2 separate regions of the Homo sapiens genome follow, and region 2 is linked to region 1. Evidence: read pairs that join two places in POLR2A ChIA-PET (ENCODE). Cell type or tissue: PC-3. All regions are shown on one strand. Each heading gives the region's core, and the rest is flanking DNA. Links, peaks and the distances in the headings are about the cores only. Region 1 has its middle 33 kb from the start of PRR15. Region 2 overlaps CHN2 (chimerin 2).

Evidence for each region. ChIA-PET counts read pairs that join two places held together with the same protein. Peaks named below come from ENCODE experiments on the same cell type or tissue, not always from the same donor. Only the 100,000 strongest peaks of a DNase experiment are listed, where the experiment ranks them.
Region 2: POLR2A ChIA-PET joins it to region 1 with 5 read pairs; 3 of 35 experiments call an interaction of 5 or more read pairs at or near these places.

What each region holds. Positions count from the first base shown.
Region 1 is chr7:29,589,262-29,605,386 of GRCh38, forward strand. No RefSeq gene overlaps it. Among named protein-coding and RNA genes, the nearest start is that of PRR15, 33 kb to the left of the region's middle. In PC-3, for the core only: no CTCF peak of the experiment used is centred there; no DNase peak of the experiment used is centred there; H3K27ac peaks cover 14 bases.
Region 2 is chr7:29,443,089-29,459,213 of GRCh38, forward strand. The region is part of intron 6 of CHN2 (chimerin 2); the gene reads left to right. Among named protein-coding and RNA genes, the nearest start is that of PRR15-DT, 110 kb to the right of the region's middle. In PC-3, for the core only: no CTCF peak of the experiment used is centred there; a DNase peak (open chromatin) is centred at 7,003; H3K27ac peaks cover 1,354 bases.

The sequences.
Region 1 (16,125 bases), core at 4,759-12,758:
TCAGAAAAATCTCCAAAGGCAGAGGTCAGGAGGCTGTAATCATTTTGGGGATTATCTTCCGGGCTTAAGTTGGGGCTTTAAGCTTCTCTGTGCTGCCTCTAGTGGTCACTGGAAGGAATGCTCCTCTGAAGGACGCAAGGGCTGCTGGAGCAAGGGCAGTTGACTGTTTTGTTTGTTTTTGTTTCTTGTTTTTTTTTTTGTTTTTGTTTTGTTTTGGTTTGGTTTTGCTGTGAACAACATGTATGGAACCTAAGTGCCATCCTCTGCCCATTGACTTCATCATTGTTCACAAATTTCTCACACACTTTTTGAAAAATTCCCTGGGTTTTCATCTAGGCATTTTTGATCATTTTTTCAGAGAGGATTTTTAAGCCTTCTTAAAGAATCTCCCATTTTGTGATCTTCCATTATTTTTGTAAATATTTTAAATTTTAATATGATAAAAATCCCTTGTAGTGTACAGTTCTATGAGTTTGGACAAATTCATAGACTGGTATAACAATCACCCCAATCAGGAGACCAGATGATCCCCTCTCTCCAAAAATTTCTTCCAAGTGGTCCCTTTTAATCAAATCCTCCCCCACCTGTAAGTCTTAGTAACCACTGATCCACTGATATTACTTTTATCCCTATAGGGTTCTTTCCTGCAGAATGCCATATAAATGAAATCCTACAATCTGTAGCATTTTGAGCCTTGTTTCTTTCACTTATGATAATGCATTGATTAGCATAATCCATCAGTTTTGTCAAGAGTATCACTAGTTTCTTCCTTTTTGTTGTTGAGTAATATTTCATTTAATGGATGTACCACTGCTTGTTTATCCATCTGCCCAGTGAGCAATATTTGGGTTGTTTCCAGGTGTTTGCAATTATGAATGGTGCTGCTACAATTTCTTGAATACCCGTTTTTGGTGAACCTAAATTTTCATTTCTCTATGGTAAATATGTAGGACAAGGGTATGTTTAAATTTATTTAAAAATGCCAAACTATTTTCCAGAGTGGCATTACTATATTGTGTTTCCACCACTAATGTATGAGAGGTCTTTGCCAGTACTCGATATTGTCAGTTTTGTTTTTGTATTAACCATTTTAAGAGATACATAAAAGTATCTCAGTGTGACTTTAATTCACATTTCCATAGTGATTAATAATGTTGAGCATCTTTTTGTGTGCTTACTTACTATCCATATGTCTTCCTTGGTAAAGTGTCTAAGTCTTTTGTCCATTGTTTTAGAGTTTGTTTTCTTGCTGAATTTTCAAAGTTCCTTATATAGTCTAGGTATTCTTTTGTCAGAAGAACGATTTGCAGATATTTTCTCCCAGTCTTTAGCTTGCGTTTTGTTTTCTTCACAGTGTCTTTTATGGAGCAAAGGTTTTTAATTTTGTGAATTCCAATTTAGCATTTTTTAAATGTATTAGACTTTAGATGTCATGTCTAAAAACTCTTTGCAAAACTCAGGATTTTGAAGATGTTCTCTTACATTTTCTTCCAACAGTTTTTAAATGTTATATTGTATCCTTAGATCTACGCACTATTTTAAGTTAATTTTTGTATATAGTAAAAAGTATAGATTAATTTTTTATATGTATATTCAGTTGTTTTATCACCATTTGTTGAAAAACCTGTGCTTCCTCCATTGAATTATCTTCGCACCTTTGTCAAAAAATAAATTGGACACATTTGTATAGGTCTACTTCTAGACTCAATTCTGTGTCTATCATTTTGCAAATGCCACACTATCTTGATCACTGTGACTTTATCATAAGTCTTAAGTTAGGCAGTATGAATCTCCCAGCTTCATTTTTCTTTTTCAAATTATTTTGTCTATTCTAGTTTCTTTGACTTTCCATAAAAATTTTAGAATCATTTTGTCAATAAATAAAGAGAATTCTGCTGGGATTTTTATTGGGATTGTAATAAAGTTATCAATTTGGGGAGAATTAACATTTTAACAATGTTTGGTCTTCTATTGCATGAGTACAATATATTTCTCATGTAGTTCTTCGAGTTTATTCAACGGTATTCCAACATGCAGATTCTGTAAGTATTCTGTGATATTTATACCTAAGTATTTTATTTTTGGAGTTATTATAAATGGTACTTTTTATTTCAACCTCCAATTTTTCATTAATAGTATATAGAAATGTGATTTATTTTTTAATATTGATCTTGTAGCCTGTGACTTTGTTGAATTCACTTATTAGCTCTAGGAGATTTTTTTTCTTTGGTGCGTTACTTGAACTTTCCATGTAGAAAACCATATTGTCTGCAAATAGTGACAGTTATATTACTTCCTTTCTTATCTGTATATCTTCTATTTCTTTTCCTTGCCTTATTGAACTGACTAGGACTTCTTGTATTCTCTTAAATAGGAGTGATGAAAATCTTATTCTAATCTTGAAACTTGTTCCAATCTTAAAGCAAAAATGTTCAATCTTCACCATTGTATATGATTTAGCTGTAAGTTTAATAGGTGCCTTTTATCACATTAAGAAAGTTCCCTTCTGTTCCTAGTTTTTCAAAAGTTTTCAACATAAGTGCATATTGAATTTGTCAAATGATTTTTCTGCATCTATTGATATGATCATGTGGTTTTTTTCAGTGTAGCCCACATTGACTAATTTTTGAATGCTGAACAAACCTTGCATTCTTGGAATAAACCCCATTTGCTCATGCTCACCTCTTTCTAATCTCCTTCCAGTCATACTCCCAAAGCCCCTTTGAGAAATACTGACCTATTCCAACTCCTTTCTTTTACAGACAGTGACCTGAAAGGGTAATGATTTGCCCAGGGTCAAGTAGTTAGTAGCACAGCTGTATTAGAATCCAGAATCCTGACATTGTCCTACAAGATCAGATAAGAAGAGGTATTGAGAGAAAACAGATCTTTGAGATCTTGTCTTTGGAGAGAAGTCTGCTCAGAAATTTAAGGAGCAGTATAGTGTAGTCTATAAGAGCAGGAAATCTAGAGCCAGATTACCTGGTCTCAAATCCTGGCTGTGAGACTTTGATCAAGTTATTAAGTCCCTTAAGTTTTGGTTTCCTCACGAATAAACTCTGGGTATACTTAATCATCCAATGGCCACCTAACACTCAGCACATCAAAACTAAATGCTCTATTTTTCCTCACCCTCAAACCTGTTCCTCTTCCTCTGCTCCAAATTTCATTAAATGCCAATTTCTTCTCCCCAGGAACCCAAGCCAAATATCTTTTTCCCTCCATCTTCCTCACCCCACATTTGATTAATATCAAGTCCTAGCAAGTCTACATCCTAAAAGTCACTTGAATCAAATCATTTGTTATCCATTTCCATGGTGTCTCCTCTAGTGTAAGATTATCCTTTTGTTTTTGTTTTCTGCCAAATGACTCTAAGTTTACTAACTTACTTTTTTGCCACCAATCTTGCCCCCTCCCAGCCTTTATGTGCATGGTAGCAGTGTGTAATCTTTCTAAGCTCTATATCTGACCATGACACTATGATCTCTGATCCCAAGTTTCAGCTCCTCACATGTGACTTTCATGAGCAGCCCCAACTTTCCTCCCAAGCTTGTGTCTCATTATTCTCATGTTTGCACTCTCTGTTCCTACCACATTGAAAAGTTTTCAGTCCTTTAAAAATGCCACACTATTTCTACCTTCTAGATGTTTCTTCATGCTCACTCCTCTTCTGAGAATACTCTTGCCCTTTGTATGGCCAACTCATCCTTTTAGCTCTATTTTGATATCCATTCATCCAGGAAGCCTTTTGTAATACACACCTTGTCCTTCTGCCCCAGTAAGAGCTGGACATCATCCCAACATGCTTTTACAGCACCCTATACTTCTCTCATCACTGCCTCATTACATTACATAACTGTCGATTTGTCTACACTTCACCACTAGTCTGAAGCTCCACAAGGTCGGGGACCATGTCCCACCTCCTCACTGTTGTATCTCAGGTGCCCAGCACATCTGAGCACATAATGGTTGCCTAACAAATGTTAGTTATTATCATCATGATTATCATCACCATCATTGTAATTGAATACATTCATGGTTTACATAAAATGCTAAGCATGATATCTAGTTGACAGCAATAAATAGTTTTTATTATTTAATATTCTTCCTCATTTTCTTCATCAAAATTTATATTTCTGAGCATGTAATCAAACTCAAAGTGAAATGCAGCTACTTCTCTTTGATAACTTATCATCATAACATAACAAGTAAAAAAAGCAAAAATATAATATATTTACCATCCACATGTATACATGAACTTCTGAATGATATTTTCTTCCCAGATTATCTGATGCTTACCTTGAGGAGAAAAAAAAAAGTGAAGGGAAGTTACTCTTGTACTCAGTTGACTCAGTATAGTAAAGGTCAAAGATTACCATATGTATTTAAAAATTTCTTTCTGTGAGCAAATCATTTAACTTCAACCACACCTTAACAATCTCAAGAACAGATACATTCTTAGTTGATGAATAGCTTGCAATAGGGATCCTTATCTTTTCTAATTCTCTAACTTACATTTGAACACAGCATTAAATGGCAAAGGTCTCATTTTAAGACTAGCTCTCTCTTCTTTAGAAAAGCAAGTTAATTATAATTGAGTTTTAAGATAATGCAAGATCACACTAAGTGACTTTTGATTTAAAATCTTAACTTTCTGAGACAGAAAAAATCAGCCAAATTGTTTAGCAAAATCTTACTTTCTTTAGACTAGTTCTAGAAATATACTTTAGACAAATAATTTTCTTTCTTTGGGGGATTAAAACCTGGAAGGAGATATTAATTTTCCTTCTGTTTAGGTAGATCTAAGGAGGGATTGTAGATTTTGGGTTCACAGTGAACTCCATAGGTCAGCAAACTAAATGACAAAAATAAGTTATAAGGAGCACTATTTCTATACAAAATGTATTTATTTTATTTTGTAAGAAAAGAATAACGTGTTGAATATTAAGGAAATTTTTATTTTACTTGATTCCAAGAAGCAAGATTATGCAGATGTGGGGTCTTGTTCTTCCACACCTGGCATCCTAAATGGTTAAAATATTTTTATTGTAAAATCATAACTTCTATATTTCAAGACTCCCAGGAAACATTACTTATTAAATCCATAATATTTATAGGAATGCCCCTAAATTAACAAACTGTAAGAAAAATCTGAATGTACAAAACAGATCACTTAGGGACAGAAATTATTTTTTATTACCAAAACACTCTTTAACTCAAAAAAGATTCACCAAAAATAGTCTTAGATTTGGAATTATCATAGCGTTTACAGGTGCAGAGGATAAATGATGGAAAAGGCTCCAAAATGAGGATAATGAGGCCCCAAATTGTAGATCAATGTATAAGTAAACAAAAATGCTTTACCATTATAATGTAAGCTAATGGGAAAATATGATTTGCTTTGTCAAACATTGATTTATATAGGAAATGGTATAAAATCTAATGAAAGGAATTACATAATTCTTTATATAGCAGATTATGTGTCTAGAAGATTTTGCCCTCTCCAAAAAACAAAATTTAGTCAGGACAGAATATAACAGATATGAAATGACTTTAGCTAAGTTGGAACACAGAAATATCACAAAGTTAATTAAGCTAATAGCTTATTTTCATCTTTTATCATTAAAGTGTTGGCCTGTCGTTGGTGGCTCACGCCTGTGATCCCAGCACTCTGGGAGGCTGGGGCAGATGGATCACCTGAGGTCAGGAGTTCGAGACCAGCCTGACCAACATGGTGAAACCCCGTCTATGCTAAAAACGCAAAAACTAGATGGGCGTGGTGGCGGGCGCCTTTAATCCCAGCTACTCCGGAGGCTGAGGCAGGAGAATCGCCTGAACTCAGGAGGCGGAGGTTGCAATGAGCTGAGATCCGCCATCATACTCCAGCCTGGGCCACAAGAGCAAAACTCCGTCTCGGGGGAGGGAGAAAAAAAAAAAGGTGTTGAATGGCTTATACAAATTGCAAAAAGAATAAAATCAATATTTAGGCACCAAGGGCAAAAATTATCATAGTAAGCTATTTAATAAATACTTTCTGATATCTTTTGCTTGAATATTACTGAAAGGGAAAATAAAAGGCTATAACCACCAGGACAGGCAAACAGGGAGAGGCCAGGGGTAGCTGCTTGACAGGGAGGGAGTTTTCAATGATCTCTAAAACCAATTCTAGGATAAATCCAAAAAATACGATGTCAATTAACTCAGACTGTCACACACAATTCCTCATATAGCTGATAAAATAAAACTTAGCTCTATATCTTTGAGTTACATAAAAAAATTTCTCTTTGGTGCTGATCTTTCTCTTTTTTAAAAAATGTCGAGCATATTAAAGACTATAATTTCACAGGATATCAAACTATTCATCTACTTTGAGTACCAAATTATTATCGAACTCAGCGCACCCACATATCTTGGTGTTGCTTAAGGATAGGGACCTTGTCTTTTTTGTGAAGTGCCTAAACCATAATAGGGGCTCAATGATATTCACTGAATGCATGAATTAACAGATTATCAATACCTAAGATGTCTAAGGATGACGTGGAGAAAAACTAACATATTCTTCAGCCAAACAGTACTGGATGAGACTATTGCCAAATCCAATAAGATGTGTATTATATTGTTTTAGAAATTTTGCATGGTCTACAGCATATTAGAAGTCTTCTGAATGTCAAGAGGACCTGGGAAAATCCCAAGATTATCCCAAGTAGTCCAGGTAGAAGCATAGAATCTAGAATTTTTTCACCTGAAATGGACTCTAAAGAATAATTTGGCATAAAGAAAATGTAGCATGTGTGTATATACGTGTGTGTGTGTGTGTGTGTGTGTGTGTGTGTACACCATGGAATACTACTCAGCCATGAGAAAGAAAAAATAATGTCTTTTGCAACAACTTGGATGGAACTGGAGGCCATAATCCTAAGTGAAATAACTAAGGACTGGAAAACCAAATACCTCATGTTCTCACTTATAAGTGGGAGCTAAGCTATGGGTATGCAAAGGCAGACAGAGTGATAGATACACTGAAGACTCAGAAGTGGGGAGGATGAGAGGGAGTTAGGGATTTAAAAAAAATCACCTGTTGGGTATACTACATACTGTTTGGGTGATGAGTACACTAAAAGCCCAAACTTCACCACTATACAACTTATCCATCTAATAAAAAACCACTTGTACCCCTAAAGCTATTGAAATAAAAATATTTTTTTAAAATTATACTCTATCCAACCTCAACCTTTACAGATAAGAATATCCAGGCCTACTTGAGTCATTTGCCTAGTAACAGTTAATTAACATCATAGATGAAAATGATACCGTTTCCCAGTCAAGGGTTCTTTAGACAACACATGCTGCTTTTTATAAAATAATGGAATTATGAAGATGATCAAATAAGAAATGACAACTTTGTATTATTTTTTATTGCTTCTTCATAGTTGATTTCTATCCCAGATTCAAGACATGTTGATACTGTGGAGTTGGGCAAACATGGAGAATAGGAAGATGCCAGAAAGCTGCTGGAACTGCTACAACAAGATTACATGAAACTAACAAGTGTCTTGTTCCACCCTCACATGGTAGCAGGGAAGGGAGTAGGTTTGGGAGGATTCATGTTTGGCCTCCCTAGCAAAGGTAGCATTAGTCTTTCAGAGGGTCTGACTCAGTCAGTTTGAGTTGGTGTTTAATGGTATTGCTAAGTTGCTTAAAGGTACGTGACCGAGGAGATTTGGACAGGACATGATGTTCAAAAGTCCATTTATTAACTAGATAACAAACTCTTAGACAGATTTCTGGAGTGAAAATGTTGCTTGGAATGTAGTCGTATTCCAAGTAAATATTTTGCAGTAACATTCACAAACTATTCTAGCCTACATACTCCCACTCTTCCAAGAATTAGTTAAGTAACATTTTTCATGTTGATGCAATCAAATTATTACTGTTCAAAAATATTGCTAGTGAAGAAAAGATCAATTATAGGAACTTTAAGCTCTAATGAAGAAAAATGCACTTGATATTGAATGATAATAGCTTTCTCCAGGTATCATTTATCACTGAATAATATAGAATTAAGTTTTCAGGGCCTCAGTGAATTAGATAAGGCATTGCACAAATACACACACATATATGTATACACACTCATACTATACATATAAACATACAGTTGGTTCTTGTTAGTCACAGTAGTTATGTTTTTTAAAGTCACCACTTTACTGAATTACTAATTCACTGATTCACTTAATAGTAAATACTGAACCATTGCTCCCAGGGGAAATAGAGGTTAGGTTCCTGTGTGCCTCTTTTTTTTTTTTTTTTTTTTTAAGATGGAGTCCCATTCTGTTACCCAGGCTGGAGTGCAATGGCGCAATCTTGGCTCACTGCAACCTCCGCTTCCTGGGTTCAAGCAATTCTCCCTGCCTCGGCCTCCCCAGTAGCTGGGATTATAGGTGCCCGCCACCATGCTCATCTAATTTTTGTATTTTTTAGTAGAGGGGGTTTCGCCATGTTGGCCAGGCTGGTCTTGAACTCCTGACCTCAGGTGATCCACCTGCCTTGGCCTCTCAAAGTGCTGGGATTACAGGCATAAGCCACAGCACCCAGCCCCGATGTGCCTCTTGTCACAACGTTTGTCAACTGAACAGTACATAACTTTGTTTTATGTGTGTTTCTGTTTAAAGTCACCATACTTAATATGTATTATTGATTCATTAACATTGAACTCATGGCCAACAGCACTAACTATAACACATGCTTGAATGAAGCTTATCTAACATGGATTTTCTCTGTAGGGTATATCATAACCTTCTTGTTCTTAGGAATGCTAGCTGGCACTTCAGCACTATGCTTGGGGGCCATTTGAAACAGCAAAATACTACAAAAAGCACAAAATGGGAGTAACATGGCACTAAATAGCAGAAAAGGACACTTGTTTATAGTATGAGAGCTGAAACAAGAAGGCATAACCTTGCCTGGGAACCTATGTGCCCGTGAGGTGATTTGAATTTTTCACTACTCTGCATATGGCTGTGACTACCAAAGTATCCTAAGTATGGAATTGGAATAAATTTTAATAAGTCAGTAAATTTGCAAATATGGACTCCATGAATAAGGAGGATTGACTGAACACAAGTACTATATGTATACATATATGCATATATGCATTCATGTGGCATTTCTCTGATGACCAAATAAGTTTGGGCCAGTGTTGTTGGCAGTTGTGACTGTTTGCAGCCACAGTGTCATTTCTAAAACGTAACAAGAGCACGTTATCCCTACCTAACAGGTTGAACATTTAGATACCCCTGCATGCTTTGGGTGGTTAGACAGCTGTAAAGTGTCCATTCTTCTTACTTGCAGATTCTTAGAACTGCACCTTTTCTTGAGCCCCTCAAAGCCCCTATTTCTTTTCGATATGGTTGAAATGAGAAAATGCTAAGCTTCATTTTCTAAAGTAGAAGGAAATAAAAAACTCCAAACCTCCTCTACCTTTCTGGCGTCGGGAAGAATGTGAGCCTACAGTCCTGCCCTTCTCAGCAGCTGGCGGTGGCTTTCCGTGTCACTTGGCGTGAATCCATGGGAAGAGGGAGGGGCATGTAGACTTTAGATTGACTTATTGCCTAGCTCTGCTGATTTTCTGCGTGATCTTCATCTGTAAAATGAGAATAATAATGCTTACCTCACAGTGTTGTGCAAAGTAAAAAGGTTTATTAAGCGCTTTGTATTTCATTCTGATTATCATTAATAAGGACAATAATAATCATACACATCCTCATATCAAATTCATCCCCAAAAGGGATTCAAGGGCAATCTAAAAAAAATAAACACCTCCCACAGTTACACTAGATGCTGGTATGTTGATTTGAAAATACAGCCTGGCTGCCTTCTCTGTAGACCCTTTTTGATGTGCTTGGTCCATTAGCAGGACAAATAGCACTCTCTTCAAGCATGGTTGTGTGCTAATCACTCCAGGCTGTCAAAGCCATCAGCAGTTTCAGGAGCACTGATTGCCCACCCTCTGCAGAGCTCTGGTGTTCAAGGTCCACATAAATTGCTCTATAGAAAAGCTGATCTTAGCTTAAGGTCAAGGGAAGGAGGGCTCGGTGCTTGTCTAGGCCCCTTCTCTCTGTCTTCACTTTTTTTTGCATTCATATCACTGCCTCCTCGCTATTGATTCCTTATCAGCCATTGCTAAAGCACAAAGAATAGAACATTTTGAGGCTGAGAAGTTGTGATAGGAAGAGGAGGTTGCCTGAAAAAAGGCAGAAATCAGAACAATATATATAATAGACACATGCTAGCTTATATTAAATATTCCAACATGTGGAGATACATTGAGACAGAGAGCCAGTCATTTGCTATAAATACTTATCAGAAAATAAAAGAAGATTAAAAGTACTCGAAGTCATACAGTCCTATAGAGAAATAAGAAGGATCCACAAACAAAATCAGCAGCAGCGTTGCATGATGATGAACTTGCTATCACTTGAGATGATCAGGAAATGCCAGGTGACAACTTGTCATGTATGCAGCAGTGAGGGTTGGTTCATTCCCTCATTGAATCACTCATCAGTCACAGAGCATCTGTGGGGGTAGCAGTCCCCATAGAAGCACTGTGGTCTTTGCTCTTGAGAAGCTCACCTTTGGAAGGATTATTTAGATGACTTCTGGTATCTTCCATGTCAGGGATTCTATAATTCTGTAGCTCTACATTCAGGACTGACACTTAGTGGGTATGCACTGGTATGATTTTATTGGCTGCTAAAATGCTAAGATATTTCCATACTGGTTGGTAAACAGCCAGTGTGAACCCCGCCACATCCCCTTATTCCCCAGGATCCAGCAACTAGAGAGACAGTATCTGCCCCAAAAGGGGTCTCGAGGACCTGCCTTTATCTTAACATTCAGAGCCCTTCCAGTTAATTGGCTCCTATGTTTACCAACTGCTAAATAGTTTTAATATCACTGTCTCCACATCCATATCTCTCACACTTGTTAGACTTTGTGAAAGATCCCCACCAATTTAACCCATCTACTTCTGCGCTGTTTTGGAAAGGAATTCAATGAAAACAATGGAGTGTTTTGTATAAACAAATAGGAATGGGAACAATTGTGCATATATCCAAGTACTCTAACAATAGAGGATTAGATGATTCTTACATGAAACACTACACATATGTCTCAAAAATCTACATATAGGCATATGATAGACCCCAAATGTCACTGACAAAAATTTTACTACCTCCCATTATTGAGTGAACTACAGCATCTACAACAAACTAAACATTAACATATCAATCAAAAGCAAAAGTTTCAATCAGAAACTACAGTCACCTCAAGATAGAATGATGCTCACAAAGAATGCTCGCCCAATTTGCTGGAATCCCAAGGATCAGTGAGGAGTGAAGATGGGAATAGAAACTGGACTGCAGGGAGCCAACAGTTTGCAAAAAGGCCGGCCAGCCGCCAGGGAGAGGCAGTGTCCATGACAGTCTCATGCTTTCCTTTTCTGCACTTGAAGCCCCATGCAAGCTCCAATCTTCAGTCATGTTTACTACATCAGCAGCCATGCTTAGCGATCCCTGGGGACTTAGGAAGGGGCTGGGGAGAGAGATGTTCAGCTGCAAGACCACCGAAGGTAACCAACTGGAAGCTGGAGCAGCTGAGCAAAGTAAGAGCAGCTGGGAAATAACTGGAAGTGCTTATGAAGATGGTATGAGGTGAGGGCTGGAGCACTTGAGTTGGACTTGAAAGGCTGGAAAATGTGGGGAAATCTGGGTTGCCCTAAAAATAAGTCCAATTTTATTTATAAACACCAAATTGTAATAAACCTTAATTTATTTAGGAGGTTACCTGTTGCACATAACTGAAGTCTTACATAACAAAGAAAATCCTTGCAACTACACATTTTCCACAAGTACAAAAACTCAAATCAAGATAAACAAAACCATAATTTATCAGATCGCCTATTAATCAACATTTGGGTTGTTTCTAATTTTCTACATTACGAAGATCACTGCAATTGCCATAGTAATATACACTTCTATCTAGTTTTTGAGACTGTTTTGCCATGTCCTCACCAACAGAAGGAATCATAAGATGTTTTAAAGCTTTTATAACTTACAAATGAAAATAATGATTTTTCTTATTTAATTTGCAGTTCTTCAATATTAATACATTTGGACTTGTAGGACATTTTTTGGTTCAAATTCTATGAGTTCCTGATTCATGTTATTTGCCCATGTTTCTTGTGGGTATATTTATATTACTAAAAACTTGGAAATAACCTATATGTTTAATCAACTTCATACAACTCAAAACTTGATTTTGTTTTTCTTGGTCAGTGGCCATCAGAGGACCCTCATGGTCCAGCGGTGCAGTGTGGACCATATTTGGGCTTTATGTGGATGACTAGTTGCCTCCTTCTACTCGCCCCATTATTTTACATGGTTCCACCCATACTTAAGGGGCCACTGGGATGAGAAACCTTTGGTCCTGAGCACCAGAGCTCTTGCAGAACAGAACAGTACAAGTTCGAGGTCAGCCATAACTATAAAACTAGAGCATTTTGTGCTTTCTGATAATATAAGTAAATAGGCTTTGTAGTAGTTTTGGAAAAATATTAAAATTAATGAATAAAGTTTTGAAATTACCTATAATTTCATCACCCAAATTTAATCTCCCATTAATATATTTGTGCATTTTCTTCCAGGCATTTTTTCTATGCCTTTTTAAAAAACAAAACCAGCATGATATATGACATGTAATTTTATATTCTGTTTTTCTTTCTTTTTTTATTATACTTTAAGTTCCGTAGTACATGTACAGAACATGCAAGTTTGTTACATAGGTATACACGTGCCATGGTGGTTTGCTGCACCCATCAACCCATCATCTACATTAGGTATTTCTCCTAATGCTATCCCTCCCCTAGCCCCCAACCCCAACAGGCTCTTTCAGTTATCATATAGTGAATCTTTCCATCATTAAAGATTCTTTGAAAATATAATTTATAATGACTACATAATATTTTATTGTATGAAATTGATTAAACATATAGGTTATTTCCAAGTTCTTAGTGGTATAAATATACCCACAAGAAACATGGGCAGATAACATGAATGAGGAGCTCATAGAATTTGAATCATAAATGTCCTACAAGAGCAACTGTATTAATATTGAAGAACTGCAAATTAAACAAGAAAATCATTATTTTCACTTGTAAGTTACAAAATCTTTAAAACATTTGATGATTCCTCATGTTGGTGAGGACATGGAAAAACAGTCTCAAAAACTAGATAGAAGTGTATATTAATATGGCAATTGCAGTATTGTTTCTAATATAGAAAATTAGAAACAACCCAAATGTCCATTAATAGGGAACCTGATAAACTATGGTAAACTAATACAAAGGAATATTATGGAGTCTTTAGAAACAATTAGATAGAATATCCACATTCTAACATGGAAAGATGTCCAGAATATACTGATATATTATAAAGTTAAAAATTAAAAGGATAATACAGATACTTTGTACTGTACACATATACTCCATTTAATATGGGGGACTGATTAGTTCCTGGAAATGTGGCTCTGGCTGAGTAAGCTGCTTATACAAGTTGTTATAGCCCTGCCTTGAAGGAGCTGCAGTTTTTACATTCTACATGAGCAGTTGCTTTTTCCTGCTCCTTAAATTCCATGAAATCATGGCATGATTTCAGCTACAGCTTATATAATTATAGGTCCATCCTTCTAGGCTAACGTGTTGTTTATGATGCTCTTCATAATGTCAAAGAATTTCCACAATCACTAATTGTCTGTTAATCTCTATCTTCTGTTTCCCCTACCATTTACATTAAAGTACCTTGAATGTTCATAACATTTCCAACATCAGGCACGATTCTCATCTATTTCTTTGGGCCAGGTGCAGCACAATCACCCATAAACCCTTTGCTAGTCAATAGAAAGGTACACTTTCTGCCAGAATTTAAAAGTAATTAAAGAAAGAGAAGTCACAGGAATGTAAATTACATATCTTATGGAACAATTCTGATAGACCTATGGAGATTTCACTGGCTGAAAGCAGTTGCAGTAGGGAGCACAAACCCTCATTGGCCAAGAGTGAACAATTGAACCTGCTCTGTTGATCTCCTTGGCTGAGAGTGTAGAGCAGTACAGAGTTTGGGGGAAATATATCATGGTATACTGAAATGGATTTATATGTATTTAGGAATATATTTGAGAGGCAAATAGTGTCATTTTGAATCATTAAGGAAGATTAAATATGTTTCTAAAATCCCATTTTTGGAAAAAACTACTATAAAAATTCTTATAATAATGTCAATATATGCAAGGAAAACTATTTGGAGAAAATTATACCAATCAATTAATAATAGCTATATCTTGAATATGATAATATAATTTTGCTTTTTACATTTTATATTGATGCACTATTTGAATGCTTTTTGTTTGTTTGTTTTTGAGACAGGGTGTCTCTTTGTTGCCCAGGCTGGAGTACAGTGGCATAATCATAGCTCACTGCAGCCTGGAACTCCTGGGCTCAAGTGATCCTCCTGCTTCAGCCTCCCAAGTAGCTAGAACTACAGGTGTGTGCCGCCATGTTTCACTAAGTTAAAAAAAAAATTTGTAGAGACAGGATCTTGCTACATTACTCAAGCTGGTCTTGGACTCCTGGACCCAAGCAATCTTCCCACCTTGGCCTCCCAAAGCACTGGGATTACAGGCGTGAACCACCATGCAGGGCCCTATTTGAATGTTTTATAGTGAGCATGATTACTTCTGAAAGCATACAAAAAAAGAAATAATGATTTTTAAAACATTTTCATAAACAACTATACACAAATCATTGTGCCTGTTTCTGATGATTTCGCCGTGACAGACTCCTAAGAGTATGATTTTGTATGCAGAAATATGCAATCTTTAAGTCTCCTGATATATTGTGCTGTGTAGTTTTTCAGGATGTTGGCCAATTTATGCTTCCATAAGCAGTTATTCACTCATTTCTTTATTCATGAACCCAACAAATATTAGTTTGTTGTCTGATGTGCCTGCTACTCTGCCTAGAGCTGGAGTTACCATGGTAAGCAATCCAGACATGGTATCTGCCCTCATAGGGTATATACGTATTAATCAAATGGATGTGTAATTTTTAAAAACTGTGATAAATGCTATGAAGGAAAGTAAGAGGTGCTATGAGAGCCCACTGATGGAGTAGATGGAGAACAGGAGTGGAAAGCATCCCAAGGGCACTCCCGGGGTTGGAACACAAGGCACACACACACAGTGGCTTGGGGTGAGAGGCCGATCATATAAACACAGAAAACATGAAGGAGAAGGTATAGTGAAGTAGAAAGGTACAAAATGGTGTGTCTCAATAGAGACGGTGTCAAAAACATCATTTCAAATGGAATTAATGATTCAAAAAACTATGGATTAAATAATATTGCTAAAACTACTATAATTTTTAAATGTTAATTTTTATATTAAAAACAAAATATAGTTTATATAGAAAAACAACCATAAAGAATAAAGAAGTCTAAATAACAGAAAGCATAAAAAAGAAATAAAACTAATCATACTAATTGCAAGAATAAGTATAAATGGATTAAAGTCTGAGAGTTAAATAACAAAGACTTTTAAAATGCAATCACAGTTACTGCTTATAAGAGGCTTGAAACAAAATGAAACAGAAGAAAGCAAAGCAAAATTTTTTAGAGAACAAAGTTAACTACATGGAGGAGGTTATATTAATTCTAAACAAGATCTAATTCAAGTAAAAAAAATATGAAGTAGGGTCATATTAACATTATTAAATTATATTATATTATAGAAAAATATGCCCCTGTATCCAAGAATCTTTATCTATATATACTTTATCTGTATCTTTATACAGTACCAACATGTATAAAGCCAAATAGTTCATATGCATGAGAAATCAGAGGATGACTATTATGGAGGTTATTTCACTATATCACTTTCCATATCTGACAGTTTACTAGACAAATAAAAAAAGGTTATTGAGTATTTCAATAATCTAGTAGATGTATAGAATTTTCTATCCTATCAAAGTCCCTACCCTACAAAGAGAGAATATACTATTCATTCAACTATTTATGA
Region 2 (16,125 bases), core at 2,897-10,896, 150 kb before region 1:
CGCCACCGCGCCCGGCTAATTTTTTGTATTTTTAGTAGAGACGGGGTTTCACCTTGTTAGCCAGGATGGTCTCGATCTCCTGACCTCATGATCCACCCGCCTCGGCCTCCCAAAGTGCTGGGATTACAGGCGTGAGCCACTGTGCCCGGCCCAATTTCATTGAATTTCTAACTGAAATAGAACTGAATCAGAGCAGAGGTCGTCTTGCCCATTTGGATGTATAAGCTGAGAAGTACTGAAGTTGGTCAACAGCAGATCACATATATGACAGCATAGCCTAGGTACATAGTAGGCTCTGCCATCTAGGTTTGTGTAAGTACACTAGGTTTGTGTCAGTACATCTGATGATGTTCGCACAATGACAGAATCACCTAATGATGCATTTCTCAGAACGTATCTCTGTCATTAAGCAATACATGACTATGTGTGTGTGTGTATATATACACACAGGCACACATCTGTCATCATAGGTTCTACTCTTCTGTGTTTACAAACAACCTCAATGTCTCAGTGCCTTACATGGCAATAAAGATTTATTTCTCACATGCTTTTCATGGGTTGGCTGCATCTCTTTTTTGTGTTATCATCATTCCAGGACCTAGGCCAAAGGAGCAGCCCTTATCTGAGACGTGCTGGCCTCAGGAAAGAGGAGGGGGTGAGAGAGAGATGGCAGGGGGGTGAGAGAGATGGCAGAGGTGTGAGACAAAGGCTCTCCCTGCTCCCACTCAGTATTGACTAATGTTCCCTCCACTCACATTTTATTACCCAAAGCAGGTCATATGGTCAAGCCTAATAAGAACTAGACAAGAACTTGTTAGAACAAGAATTCAGGAAAAGGCAGGAAATACTTGAGGAAGTGTCTACCATTATATTATGGTTCCCACATAAGGCTTCTCTAAGTTTTGCTTTATCTAAGATACTCACCCATGGTTTTGCTTATAGAGCAACTTTCCAAGCTTCCAGTAGTTTAGAATTGTGAAAGAAATTACCATTATAAATTTTATTTATGCTGATGGAAAAAGTAATATAGTCTTTGAAACTTGAGTCCCTGTAACAAACAAATAAATGGATTAACAGTGTAAATATTGGAAGTCTATATATGCATACCTTTTTTATATTTCAGAATAAAAAATTCTATTTAACCCTTTGTAACTAACACCGGAAAATCCTATTTCCCACTCATTTCAGTTATCTATGGCTGCATAACAAATTACCCCAAAATGTAGTGACTTTAAACACCAAGAAGCATTTGCCGATGATTCTGCACGTTGGCCAGGGCTTTCAGAGATGGCTCATCTCTGTTCCACATGGTTTTGTCTGGGGCATTTCATCTGGGCCCAAGGAATATCAATGACCTCACTCACCTACTTGGCACCTGAGCTATTGTAGCTGAAATGGCTGGAGGCTGGCTGGGCCTGCCTCCCTTCAGAGTCTGTCATCCTCAGTGCCTCATTCTCTCTCTCCACGTGACTTCTGTTTCCAGCAGCAGTTCAACTTCTCTACAAAATGACTCAAGGCCTCTGCAGGCCTAAGCTCTGAAGTTTTATAACATCTTTTCTGCCATATCTTTTTGGCTAATGCCAATCACAGGACTGGTCCAGATTCAAAGACAAAGAAACTAGATTCCACCTCTCAATGGGAGGAGTGGCTTGCATATCCAGAGATGAGAGGAATTTTTAGTAGCCATCTATGCAGACAACTTACCACACTACTCTTGGACAGTTTGCCCACCCTCAACCTTGAACCAAATAGGATATATGGTACCAGATCTGCCTCATACATTTTGGGGGTTGTTAGTTTCTAGCAGGCATTCGATGGTTTGGATACCTTTGAAGACACTTTAGGAGGATTACAAGAAAGGGGAAGAATCTTGAATAGAAGAAAAGAGAGGTTTATTCTGGATCTGAAGCCTAGAGATCTGAGCAGAATGAAGAGATAGAGACAGAGGCTACGCAAAATTCTCTCCCATTTTAGTCTGTTGGTCCCAGCTGGTATGTTTGGTTAGTCATTCTCCTCCACGCTTTCTTCTGGAACAGAAAGTTAGTGTCAATTCTGGAGAAATCCCACCAGTACATGTAAGTAGACTAGTGTGGAGCCCAGACCCACAGAATAAGTAAGAGTCCCAGCTAGATTCTTATTGGGAACACTGAGAACCCTACCTCCTAGCCAGACTTAAGGGAACAAATACCCCAAACAGGCCTATCTCATCCCAAACTCATGTCTCCTGTTAATGGAGGGAGTCTCTGAACTCAGTTAATACATTTTCATTGCCAGACTCTGGGAAATCATGAAATGAATTCATCTGGCCACCAAAAATGTGTTGGTACATGTAGATTTTTTATTACCATGATTTGCATAAATTATGCAAAATCCAGCTCTGTATTATGTCCTTAAAGCATAATAGTACTCTTAATCAGCTGTAGCCAATTAAGCAGTAAATGATTAGCATAATAAATCCTGCACTGTTGTGAGAGCCGTCAGTAAAACTGGTCTGCAAAAGGACCGTTTTTTCTTTTTTAAGTTTAGATGTTTAACCCATTATTGTTTTTGTTGCCATTTGTAATCACTGCTATAATCAACTCAGGTTTGCTTTTTGTTGGGGGTTCTTGTTTTTTTTTCTTGTTAAATATTTACTGTTACCAAACAGTAAATATTTATTGAGTCCCAAGGAGCTAGAGTAAATTTGATGAAATTCTATAGCATTTTCTAACAAATTAAATAAATCGATCATCAAATGGGTGAGATCAGATTCAGTTTAGTCATCATGGTAGTACCAAAGGCAAAGAAATTTAGGTCTCCAATTACGGAATTCCAAGCTTGCAAGGGCCCCCGAGATTCTTGCCTTACTGTGGAGCCGGAAGTGGCTACTCGTGCAGCTCTCTTGAAAGGCGAACATCTAGCTCAATGGTTCTCAGCCTTGGAGGCACATGAGCATCATCTGGGAGCTTCTAAAAACCCTGATGCCAAGGCTATACCCCAGACCAATTACATCAGAAACTCTGGGTAGGGAACAGAAACAATAGTAGTTTTTACAGCTGTCCAGGTGATTTCAGTGTACACCCAAGTGTTGATAAAAGACTACACATTAGTGTACACTGCTCGGGTTACAGGTGCACCAAAATCTCAGAAGTCACCACTAAAGTATTTATCCATGTAACTAAACACCACCTGTTCTCCAGAAAACTATTGAAATTTAAAAAACAAACAAAAGAACAGCAAAAAAGAATCACCTTTTTAGACTAACTCCTGCCAAGATAGAGCAGTAGGGACCTAAGATTGCCCTGCCTTAGGTCCCTACTATATGCCTTAGATCCCTATGTGTATCTATATCTCAAAAGTGTTTCAGAAACTGGACATCAGACAACAAAACAGTGATCCCTGAGAGTCTGAAACAAATGAGGTTAGCTCTGCGATTGCCCCAGCTGACTGCCCTGAGAGAATGTCCAGGCAGATGCAGGGAGGGAGAACTCAGGCAGGGCCCAGGGGACTTTCTGAGTTGCTGTGGGTCCAGCAGCTAGAGTTCACACGACCCGGTAAGGAAGATGAGAGAGCTGCCCAAAGAGAGAAATGGAGATCTGGGTTACTGTTAGGGGTCTCCCTGGAGTATTCAGCAGATATCAGTGCAGCAAATTCAGCCGTATTAGTGCATGCATGTAACAAAACTAGCGAGGCTAGGAAAAGAACCACACAAAGGATTAGAGGAAACAGTGTTGACATTCATACTGGGTCAGAAATAGTGGTTTTCTCCACCAGCTGGAGTGGAAAGTCTTATCATTCATGGGGCCTTGGGAGAGTACTCAGGATGCCTCCATCTCAGGAGTGGGCCACACTTAGCCCTATCTGAGCCCAGCTCCAGATCCGCCCGGCAGATCACAAAAGCAAGACACAAAAGGGTCAAACTGTTTCCAAGTAACTTTAACTGCATCCAAAAGCGAAGTTGAAGAACATTTATGGGAATACAAACATACCCAGCGCCTGGCAAGGTAAAATTCAGAATGTCAGTCAACTAATGAAAAATTACAGATGGGGGAAGAGGCAGAAAAACATCATCTATGAGGGGACTAGTCAATCCAGAACTAACAGAGATGCTACAATGAGCAGACAAGGGTGCTTAAATGGGCGTTATAACTGTATTGCTTATGGTCAAAAAGTTATGTTGAGACATGGACCATATAAAAAAAGATCCAAATCAAACCTTTAGAAATGAAAATTCTAACGCCTAAGATGTAAAGTACACTGCATGTGACTCACAGCAGACTAGAAATTGCAGAAGAAAAGATTAGAGAGATTAAAGACAGAAATAGAAACTATCCAGGAATTTTTTTAAAAACAAAAACATCATCAGTGAGCTGTGGGACAACTTCAGACAGTCTGATATATGTCTAACTGGAGTCCCCACACAGATGAGAGAGAAAGGGAGGACACAAAAATATATGAAGAAATAATGGCCTCAAATTTTCTAAATTTGATGAAAGCTGTAAACCCAGAGATCCAAGAATCTTAGCAAGTCCCAGGCACTAAAATCTATACCCAGCACATCATAATCAGGTACCTCAAAACCAGTGGTAGGAGGGAGGGGTTTCAAAGGAGCACAAGGACAGTTTTTGGTGAGAGGGATATGTTAATTTTCTTGAATGTGGTGGTAGTTTTCCAGGTATATAGATAACATGATATGTGATATGAGTGACAAGTGAAAACATTTCAAGTTGTGCACTTAAAATATGTGCTGTTTATTGTATGTCAGTCATAACCCCAATAAAACTGATCTATTAACAAACAGTAACAACCCTGGGTGCATATTAGAATCACTGGGAGAACTTTGCAAAAAAATAGAAATTTCCGTCTTCAAAGGTTCTGGTTTAGATAGTCTGGGATGAGGCCCAAGCATCCGTATTTTTAAGAGCTTGGCAATTCTATTTGGCAAGTTTGTTTGAAAATCACTGGAAAAAGGAAACTGCAGAAACCTTCCCCATTTACATGAGCTGGTGGTTAATGACCTTTATTCTGACTAAGCAGTTTTATATTTCAGGGATATGGCCCTTTGAGGTACAGTGTTAATTTCCAAGTTCTGAGTTTTCTGTATCTAGTCTTTCCACTTATAGGTACGCAATACCTTATTTTATTAAAGAATGGGATTTTGATACCTCTTTCCTTATTTTTGAAACTTTCTGGGTTTTTTTTTTCTTTTAGAACATTAATAGCTTCTTGATATTCCCAGAACTTCACAACATCATGCTCAAAGTGGGTCCATTGATTTCTTAGTCGTTGGAAATGATCTTGACCTAGTCATCTGAAGACTTCTAAACTCCACTTGAAGAAACACACAGCAGCTTTCTCCTAATTCTTTCTTTAGTTTTTACTTTTAGTTTATACATCCCAGCATGTCACTTCCCTGCTTAAAGTCATTCTTCACCAGCTACCCCACCCCAAGCTTTTAGATGTGACCCAGTCTCCTAATACATCCTGTAAGATCCCGCCTCATAGATCACTACCCACTTCCCTTACTTTCTTCTTTCTAGCCATAATGAATTTTCATTTCTGTAATAGATCACCCTGTAACTCACCTCCAAGTCTTTGCAAATTCTATTCCCTTTGCCTGAAATATTCTCCTGGGCTTTTTCTCACTGTTTGGCTATCTCCTTCTCATCCTTAAGGTCTCAGAGGAGTCATCACTTGTTTTGGGGAGTTGGGGAAGGCTTTGTGCCCCAGAGCACACTATATCTCCCCCACCTTAGCAGTTATTGCTCTGTATTATAATTGTTTGTTAGCTTCTGTTATCCCCAACCAGACTGTAAACTCCTTGAGAACAGAAACCAGTCCTGGCATCCAGTACAGGGCATGGTCCATACTAAATGTGTGCGGAATTTAATTCACTGTAAAAAATGGTGCTACCTCGCCCTTCATCAAACCCAGCATTTCTGATTTACAAGTTACCAAGTCAGCTCATGGACATTACTGCTCAAATTCAGCCATAGGAGCTTCATACTGCAAGAGAGACTTGATAACTTTGCAGCATTAAGTTATTTGCCGGCAAGTTAAACTTAGCAGAATAAACCCAGAGTGAAGTGTTTCCTTATTATTTCACACAAGGGAAAAAGCAGAACAACTTAGGAATTGCAGGAAAAATGGGAGGCTCTAAATAATTAAGGTGTGTTGGAATTAAGGTGAGTGTCTGAAAAAAAATAATCTATGTGTCAGGAAACCTGGTTTGAAGCGGTAATAATGGAAAGCAAATCTGAAGTTGTCCTTAAATCAATAGAAATCATTCAGATTCTTATGGTGGGAGACTAATAAGTCAGAATCCGTCCTGCAGGCCCAGAACAGAGGTAAATAGGCATCATTTTGTAAATAAAGTATTATTGGAATACAGCCACATCCATTCATTGAAATATAAAATATGGGAAAGTTCGTACTACAATGACAGAGTTGAGTGGTCCAGACAGGACAGAGACTATATGGGCTACAAATCGTAAAGTATTTACTGTTGGTACTTTACAGTTGCTGATCCTTGAGCTAGGAAATGAATAAGATTATTTGCATTCATTCAGAATCATTTATGGAGTTCTGTAGTATGTTGAGCACAGTGCCTGGCTTATAGTTAACTCAAATAAATGTGGGCTGTGATTGACATTATAGTGGTTGGGCATTGATGAACAGACACTGGGCTCAGGTAAAGGCCCTGCTACAGAAGGCAGGGGTACAGATGTTCAAGGCATGTGAAGTAATTTAGGCCAAGGCCAAGCCCAAAGAGCAAAGACAAACTGAGCTGGGTGGTAACTTGGTGTTTACTCTGTTCTAAAGCAAACCACTCTTGGAGAATGTTTTTATCACTTTCTTTTCTCTATTTCCAGAGAAAACGATCACAGGCCAAGCTTAATTTGTGGTTAGTCAGTATTTCACTCTGAGTTCCGTGAAGTGGCTTCCAGGATCTTCCCTAGGGGATGTGGTACAGGTTTAAGAAATTCAGGGTGTGTATTTCACATCAATTGAAGAATCTCTTGAAGGCAAACAGAAAGGTTAGTTTCTTCTGTTTGCAGTGCACACTTTTGTTTGCATGTGAGCATGAATCATCAGTCTCCTCACTAAGCATAATCCAAGCAGACGAAGCTCAAATTAACACTAAAGGAAGGTAGCAAGAATGAGTTTGTTTTTAAGGATTTTGTGGTAGGCAGAATAATGGCCTCCAAAGATATCAGATCCTAATCCCTAGAGCCAATAACTGTGACCTTACCTTGGCAAAAAGGTTTATGCAGATGTGATTACATTAAGAATCTTGAGATGAAGAAGAATCTTGGATAATCTTTGTGGACCCTAAATACCAGCACCCGTCTCTTTTTAAGGGAGAGGCAGAAGGAGATTTCACAGACAGTCACAGAGGAGAAGTCCGGGGGAAGTGGAGCAGAGAAGGATTTGAAGATCCTGGGGTGGTGCAGCCACAAGGCCAGGCATGCAGGAAGCCCACAGAAGCTGGAGGAGGCCTGGAACAGATTCTCTCCTAGCTCCAGAGGGAGCACAGCCCTCGATTGCAGCCCCAAAAATTCTTTTCACACCTCTGGCCTCCAGAACTGTATGAGAATAAGTTTGCCTTGTTTTAAGCCACCAAACTTGTAGTAATTTGTTATAGCAGCCACAGAAAACTAATACAGATGTATTCATCAGATGAATGGTAGGTACATTACTTCATTACTTCTTTTTTTTTTTTGAGATGGAGTCTTGCCCTGTTGGCAGGCTGGTGTGCGGTGGTGTAATCTTGGCTCACTGCAACCTCCGCCTCCCAGGTTCAAGCAATTCTCTGCCTCAGCCTCCCGAGTAGCTGGGATTACAGGCCCCCACCATCACGCCCGGCTAATTTTTTTATTTTTAGTAGAGATAGGGTTTCACCATCTTGGCCAGGCTGATCTTGAACTCCTGACCTCGTGATCTACCCACCTCGGCCTCCCAAAGTGCTGGGATTATAGGCGTGAGCCATCACACCCGGCCTCATTACTTCTTATACCATAATAAATAAGAAAGAGAGAGAAACAACAACGCACCCCCACCACCACCACATTAACTTCTGCTTTAGCCACACAAGTAAGAACAGATGGTAAATAATACAAGTTACTGGACTGGGGTTGGAAGAGATTTTTGTCTATTATGATGCTGAGAACAGTGCCCAGAACATGTAACATGCTCAGAAAAGAGCAACTCAATACATAAATGATATCAAGGCAGGTAAAGTTCCGTGTGAATTGTCAGCTTGTAATGGCATTAGGACCCTGGATGGATACTGTGATTAAGCGTGGTGCACAGACAGCTGCCTGTTTGAGAGCCATTTGTTACCAGTCCATGGCGAAATGGGTACAGAAGTACAGAGGTCTTCAGAAACTACTTCTTACTGCTTTCTTTTAATCCACTGATTGAAAAAAATGACATAGTTGATAAAGAGCTGTTGTAAATTCAACAATGTTTTTAAAATAAATTTGTAATTAATTACAAATTTATTAATTAATCACAATATATTACGTTTTAAAATGGTCATATACGCGAAGAAGAGAGAAATAATTTTAGGAAGCTGTATTTATTCCAAATGTAGAGAATTCTCCAACCACATATAATAATCATGAGCCCCTGAGAGTCCATGACCTGGAGGTTCAAAGCTACAAGCCAATCCCACCAAGGAAACTAGGGTGTGAAGGCACTCTGTGATTAGCCCCCCGTCTTACAATTTAGTTAGCATCCGAGACAGGCCCAAACCCAGAGCTTGTGTCTTCTGAATCCCATTCCAGTGCTTTTTTAGTAGCCACTGATGTGACATCTCATGGACCTCCTAGAGGTGGTCTCCTAGGCAACCTGGTGCATGCCCATAGGCCTAAATCAGGCTAAAGAAGGAAGGTCATCATGACCGCCACACCACCCGTGGAGGACAGCAGGGTCCTTAGGGTCCTGGGCAGGTTGCACGTGTGTGTGGCCTTGCACTGAGACAGGCCACACTTGATTTAATGCCCTGCTGTTGCCTTCTTGAAGTTCTTAATAATTTTCAAAAGAGAACATGCAGTTTTATTTTGCATAGACCCCTACAAATTATATAGTTGGGACTGTGCAAGCAAGGCCGTTTGGATCCAACTTCATTTTATTTCTAGTTTGCTTCTGCTGTCATTCTGGAGACACAGCCTTCATTATTGCACCTCAGGATCTGACAGACCATCATCTCCTGGGTGAGGACACAATATCGCCAGGCTGGGCCTCGGGTGAAGGAAGGGAAGGGTCTAGAGCGCAAAAGTTAAGGAGGCCCTTACTCTTGGGGGTGTGTGAAGGCAGAGCCGGCACCTGAGAGGGAGTACCCCTTAAAAATTGCAGCTCACTTTCCTCACCCAAGTCTCATCCTGTAGTACACCTGCAGTATGCCTGTAATGTTCCTGCAGACACCTGCAGTACAGTATTCTCCTGCTTCCTTTGCCTCTGCGTGCCTCTGTGGTCACTGAATTTTCATCAGCCAGATCAGGTGGCACACAGAAACCTACCCCATTGACTTGTTCTTAGATTTTTCTAAAAGTGTTCTTTATTTGCTCAGTCTCTGTTAAGGAAGAATTACATTTCCCCATTCTCTGCAAGACTCGCCATGGTTGGCTGGTGCATGCTCTACTGTGTAAGTGTAATTTGATATAAAGCTGAATTGTCAATAGCATGAAACATTTTATAGGAAGAGTGAAAGAGTAGATGGTGGTCTCATTCATTCTGTCCCGGAGAGCAAGAGCAGTGTGGCATGGTAGCAAGTGAGGAGAAATCAGAGAAGCTCAGTTCTCATCCCGACTCCACTGCTTCTTCCCTGTGGGACCTCATGCAGTGCTTGTGCTTCCTCAGCCTGACTTTCCTTACCTATAAAAATAAAACTGTCTCTTTCACATGACTTTTGAGGGTCTAACAAATTTATATTTCTTAATGTGCTTTGCAGACTATAAAATGCTAGCTGGTTGTTGACACTGATTCTTCAGCTTTTTGGGGGGAATTGTTTTGCATGATGAGTTCATTCTAAGTTGCCACCTGCTATCTGCCAATGGATAAATTCCACAGCATCTCACAATATGAGTTAGACCTTGGAACAGGCTTTACTGAGGAAAAGAAACTGACGTCAGGGTCAGCCAGATAAGATAGAAGGGCCTGCTGAGGCCGCTGCACTCTGCTGGTTGGATTTGTGGTCCAGGGAGGAACATACCCTCCCCAGTCCCACTCCCACCCCCATAATCTCCTTTTTTGTAGGGCAAGTGGGAGAGCACTTTTGTTAGTGGGGAGATAATGAAACTACTTTGGCACCAGGCAGCCTGGATTTGAGTGTCAGCTGTTTACAGAAATTGTCTGGGAAGGCAAGTGCACAGCACCTGGGGACCTTGGGACTAAAGTTGTTACCCTGGAGGAGGACACCACTTGTCCCATGGGAAGAGGAGCCTCTCCAGCTCTGAGAGAGAGTTAGGACGCCCCCCCACGCCATAGCATTTCAACCTGATAATTCAGGGTGAACATCTGGGCTCATTTTCAGACAATCCTGCTTGTACCAAAGAAGCATCATTAAATTCTGGAAGCAGGGACCACTCATACTACCCCCAACATTGAAACCTAACTAGGTCATTCCAGGGTTTATTAGTGGGTGGTTTGGATTTGATAGAGAGATCAAGGCCTACCCAGGCTAAATCTAAATCCATCCACTAATGAGCTATAATAAGAGGATTCCATTTTAAAAGATTCACTCGGGTCCTTTGGACTAAAACGCTGTCACAGTTGATTCCTCTAGTCAGCTTTGTACCTGCTTTTCTGTGATTGATGTGGAAACCTTGTGCATCCTAAAATGCTGCCCTTACTCATCCTTTCATCCTGACTTGTAGTCTCCCACCTTCCGTCACGGCCCGAAATCTCCACCTCATATAAATGGCCCAGTGGGTGCCAACTCTAGTGGTGGGGACAGGGTAGGTGGACTCCACAGCAGTAGACAAATCATAATTGCATAATGTAAATTTTGCACAAAATGCTCTGAGAGCTTAATGGTGCCACAACCAATTTTATTAGGACACTTCAAAACAAAGATGACATTTGAACTGGATCATAAAGGATAAGTAGAATATTTTAGGGCAAAGAAAGGGGAGAAGGGCATGCTAGGTACAGGGGAGCAGAGATGTGGGACTTCAGCTGAGATAATATGTGTGAAGTGTTTAGAGCAGTGTGTGGCACATACTAGGTGCTCAATAAATGTTAGTAGTGCTAGTCATTATTGCTGTTACATATCAGGGAATTTCAAATACCCAGTATGGCTACAATACCAGGAGGGAAGGTCTGGAAATAAAACTGGAGATGGAGTTTGAGATTTTTTGTATGTGAAGGGCCCTGAATAGTATGTTAAAAGAGTTAGGTTTTGTATTTGCATCTCATTTTAGCCAACTAATCCACAATCATGAGTGTCCCAGTGAGGATGGGCCAGGTTAGGCTGCAGTAACAACCCCCAGATGTCAGTGGCAAAGCATCAAACATTTATTTCTTACCCATGTGACATGCCCAGTGCAGAATGACTGTGATCTTTGCCCAGTGCCCTCCTCTTTCTGTGACCCTGCTGCTTCTGCCCAAAAATGACACCTATCACTATTTCCATTTCATTGGCCAAAAAAAGCCACGTGGCCATCCTAACTTCAGATGGAACAAGGAAGTGCAGTCCTACCATGGCTACGTGACTACGTGCATTTGTCAAAACTCACAGAAACGCATGCTTAAAATGAGTGAATTTTACTGTATCTAAAGTATGTGTCAACAGTTCTGACTTTTTAAAAAACACCTTAGTGCATTTTTTAACTAGACTGCTTTTAAAAATTATTAAAATTATATTGTAAACAACCCCTTAAAATATGATTTGATTTCTAAAAATCAATTTTATGGATCCTTTTAGAGGCATCATAACCTGTGGCATGCTGCTAGTGCTGCTGACATTCAACAGCCAGGAATGTCTTCCCTTCAGGGCAGGGGTAGGCAGGTGAGCAATCCTGTTCTCCCACCATGGCTGATTCCAGGCTACGGATGTAATGTTACTGAGTTAGCTGAGAAGAAATGCACACATTTTGAGCCAATTCCAGCACACCACTAAAAATGTACTATGGGTTGACAATATAATAAGCAGCAAGGTAATGACTGTCCTCATGGTGTTCCAAGATTGCCTCGTACAATTCCCTAGTTTGCTGGTGATGCGGGATTAGTAATCATAATAAGAGTGTCAATCAGATGCTACAGCTTTGAAAAATAATCCAATAGAATGGTACATTTAAAGCTAGATGAGGCCTGAGAGATCAGCTAGTCGCGGCACAGTTGAGGACACCCTGAAAGGTAACAGATGTGCCCAGAGTCACCCAGCTGCCACCCAGGTGGCAGAACTGGAACCAGAACCCCGGTTTCCTGACTTCCTATTTAGTGTCTTTGTGTGGCTTTCCCCACCACTGCAGGAACTGTGGGATTCCAGTTTTTGAATGGGTACCATTGTTCCTAGCCCATTTTCAGATATCCATCTTACAAGTATTATTTTTAAAAGGTCAAAACATTCAGCTAAGCCATGCCTGTGGTGAACAAGTGGCAGGCACCAGAGGTTGGGGAGGGGTGTCATGGGCTATTTGATAGCTATTGGATTCAAACAATGCATTTCTCCCTGGAGAGAACAGAGGATAACCTGACACCTTGTCTGAGGACCGTGGTTTACCCCCAGCCCGCGTGGGAACCTGTTTTCATGGGCTCCTCTGGCCGTGTGGTGGCCCAGCCTTTCGCAGCCCCACTCCTCAGCTCACCCTGCATTAAGAACAACAACAGCAGCCATGTGCTCAGAGCAAGACCACTAAGCATTTTCCAATCTCAACTAAACTTTGGAGTAGCCAAGAAGAGTCCTTGGGGGAATGAGTTCATTCTGCAGGTCTGAGGGTGGAGTCAAAACCAATAATAATAATAACTCTATCATAATATTGACTGTTTGGGGGCCAAGCCAGACTTGTCCCTAAATATGTCTCAGACTTCTTTCTCAGTCTGACAAATGCTTGCCCTTCCTTCAAGGCTCATCTCAATGCCACTTCTTTGAAGATGTTTCTGACCTTGACCTTGGAGTACCTCCCATCTGCTCCTCTGAACGTATTGCTTCTTTCACCCTGCCCCTGGAACACTTTGAACCTGCCTTTACTACAGCCTGTTTCACAGAGGGTTTTGTGATTATTTGTTCAGATGTCTATCTCCTCAACTAGACCAAATGTTTGCTTCTTGAAGTGAGGTTTGCTCTGTGTGTTAGACGTCATTAGCTGCCTTCATGTGGCCTGGCCCAGCCCATGGTGAAGAAAGAGAGAGGGGGACAGAAGAAGAACCATTCTGGATCGAGAGCAAATTCTCTGGGAAAGTGAAGTTCCCCTGTGCCCATTCATGCTCCATAAATGACTGTATGAGCTCCAGGGTTTAAGTCTCAAGCTCACAATGCATGAATGTCCCCAAGGCATACTCGTTCAAAATGCAGATTCCTGCCCCTGCCACCACCCGCCCCCTCCCCCCCACCACCACCACCAACACCCCTCTTCTCGCCATTCTGATGTCTAGATCTGAGGTGGGGCCCAGAAGTCTGTGTTTTCACCGGCACTCCAGGTGATATTCTGATTCAGGTGATCTGAGGACACTTTTGAGAAGCACTGGTCTCCGACTAGGAGGGTTCTAGGAATGCAGGCATTTAGGGCACAGGGAGCGTGCAGACTCAGGCCCTGGTGGCTGCCTCCTGGGCTGGGGAGGGCACGCTGCAGCCTGCACTTTGTCTCCAGAAAGCACCAGGAGCTGGAAGATCCTGGGGATATTGCCCTTCATCTTCCCCATCTGCAGCCCAGAATCCTTCTCAACTCATTCAGGCCACAGTCACACAGAGGCACACTGGTATGCCTCTTTTTCCAGAATATTCTGGACAAATATTCAGCTTATTAAGGATGCACCTCCTGAATATTTTTAATGCTAGTCATTCTGAGCTGTGGAATAGACATGCAGGGAGCTAGCACGGGCGATGGCCTGCAGCTCGGGAACGTGAGGCCCCCAACAAAGTGACCACAACCAGTGCCACCATCAGAGCAGGTCCTGGATGACCTCAGGCTTCCTTCAGGCTGTACCTCCTCTGCTGGCCTCAGCAGTGACAGCACCATGTCCTTTAGTCAAGCCACACACATCCTTGAAGCTGCCACATTCTCTGCACAGAGAGTCACGTCTGTGCTCCCGCTGAGTGATAATAGGGTCGTGACCTCCTTGGAAAGGGAGACCATGTTCCTTGCATTGTCATCAGCCCCCAGGCCGTCTCAGAGCTCCCCGTGCCTCTGCAAGCCCCATTTGATGAATCTGAGAACGAGATTCTGGAAACGGTCTGAGTGCTGAGCAGTACCTGTCACACTCACTCACATAACAAAGTATGTTTGTTTCCCAGAAGACAGTCATTGTATATTCCTACTCATTAAGTTACTATAATTATACCCACATGGGGTATAATTGATTTTAATTTCACTCTGAGGTTGCTCCAGGTTTCAACAGCAAGTCTCTGGCCTTGGAGAACTCTCTCCCTTTATTTAGCATTTAAATGAGTATCAGGAGGGAAACGCAAGAAGTAATTATGAGGAGAAACCGAGTGTTGAAAGGGGCAGCTTTGAAGTGCTTAAACGTCCTGACATGGCAGTGCGCGCTTCCATTTCAGTGCGTGGGAAGTCAGCTGGATCACTGGGGAACAAGATGCCCTGACGTTGATGAATTGTGCAGCTGTACTGGGGACCAAATCTCTCACTCAGTGCTGGAGTGATTTTACTGCCATGCTTACCCATGACTCAGTGGCCTCTGTTTATGAATTAGCACATATTTTTAAGTTCTTACATGTTACTGTCTCTGAAATTTACAAATAAATCATAGTAATACTACAGTTTCAATTCCCCACTCTTTTTAAAAACAGCTTTCATGCATTATAGTCATAAATCCTTGTTAACTTTTTAACTCCATGCCCCTGTTATTGTATGTCACAAAAGACAGTGTTATAGTTTTTCATTCCTGCTTAATTTAAAACTTTCCCAATGGAATGCAGATACAGTGAGCTGTTTTCATAGGTGTGGTTAGGGAGATATGTTGTATAATTGAAGCCTAGGTCCCTATTTTCAGATGGGACAGATTCTAAAACTAGTGGGATATGCTGACTCCATTTGAATCTCTGAACTATGAGACAAGTTATACAACTAGATCATTGGTTTCCTAAGGGAATGAGACAGTAGCTGTTTGTATAAGGAGCATAGCTGTGCACACACACACACACACACACACACACACACACACACACACCCCATGCATTACAAATAGATGTAGAATTCTAATGTTAGCTGCCCTACCTCTGTTCTCCAATATTATATAATTATCTGTTTATGTGTCTCACCCCTGCCCCCAACTTTTTACTTCTCAAGGGCAAATGTATTCCCGGTGCCTGGAGTTAATGTGTGTGGAACATTTGAAGATGGAAAGTGGTCCTAGCTAAGTCCTCACTTTAGAAGTGAGGAAAGTGAGGGCCCAAATATATCAGATTACTTGGCCAAGGTTGCAGCAGTCAAGACACCAAGTGTGTATGTAATAAGCATATGACTGTTCGATCAAACTAAAGTATTATCCAAACGTCCTCTATCAAGCGTCTTAGTTTCCCACATTCTCTTGGCTATGTAAAAGCGTGCTTTAGTAGAGCAGACCCACCAAAGAAGATACCACATTTGGCTTTGGCCTTTCCCTTTACCTATCTCATCTGCAAAGTCCTTTCTGTAATGATCCCATGGTGTGATGGAATATCAGAATTCAGGAGCGGACAGATGCAATGCCCAGAAGATGAAATTCAACCAGTTAAGAACTCTGTTGCCTTGAATTTGACAGTGATCCTTTCACAAAGAAGTTTCCCTGGTTTTGAATTAAGTTACACTAAACTAGCAGGGACCAGTTCCTGGTTCCCTTTTATGTAGTTTCAGATTTTCTCGGGAATCCTTTGGTATTCTGTGCTATGCAGTACACCTCGCCAGGAACGCGGTGGGTCAGGGGTCAGATTCTCCCGCTCGGAAGGCTATGAAAGGCTCAAGTTCACACGGTTTAACTTTTTAA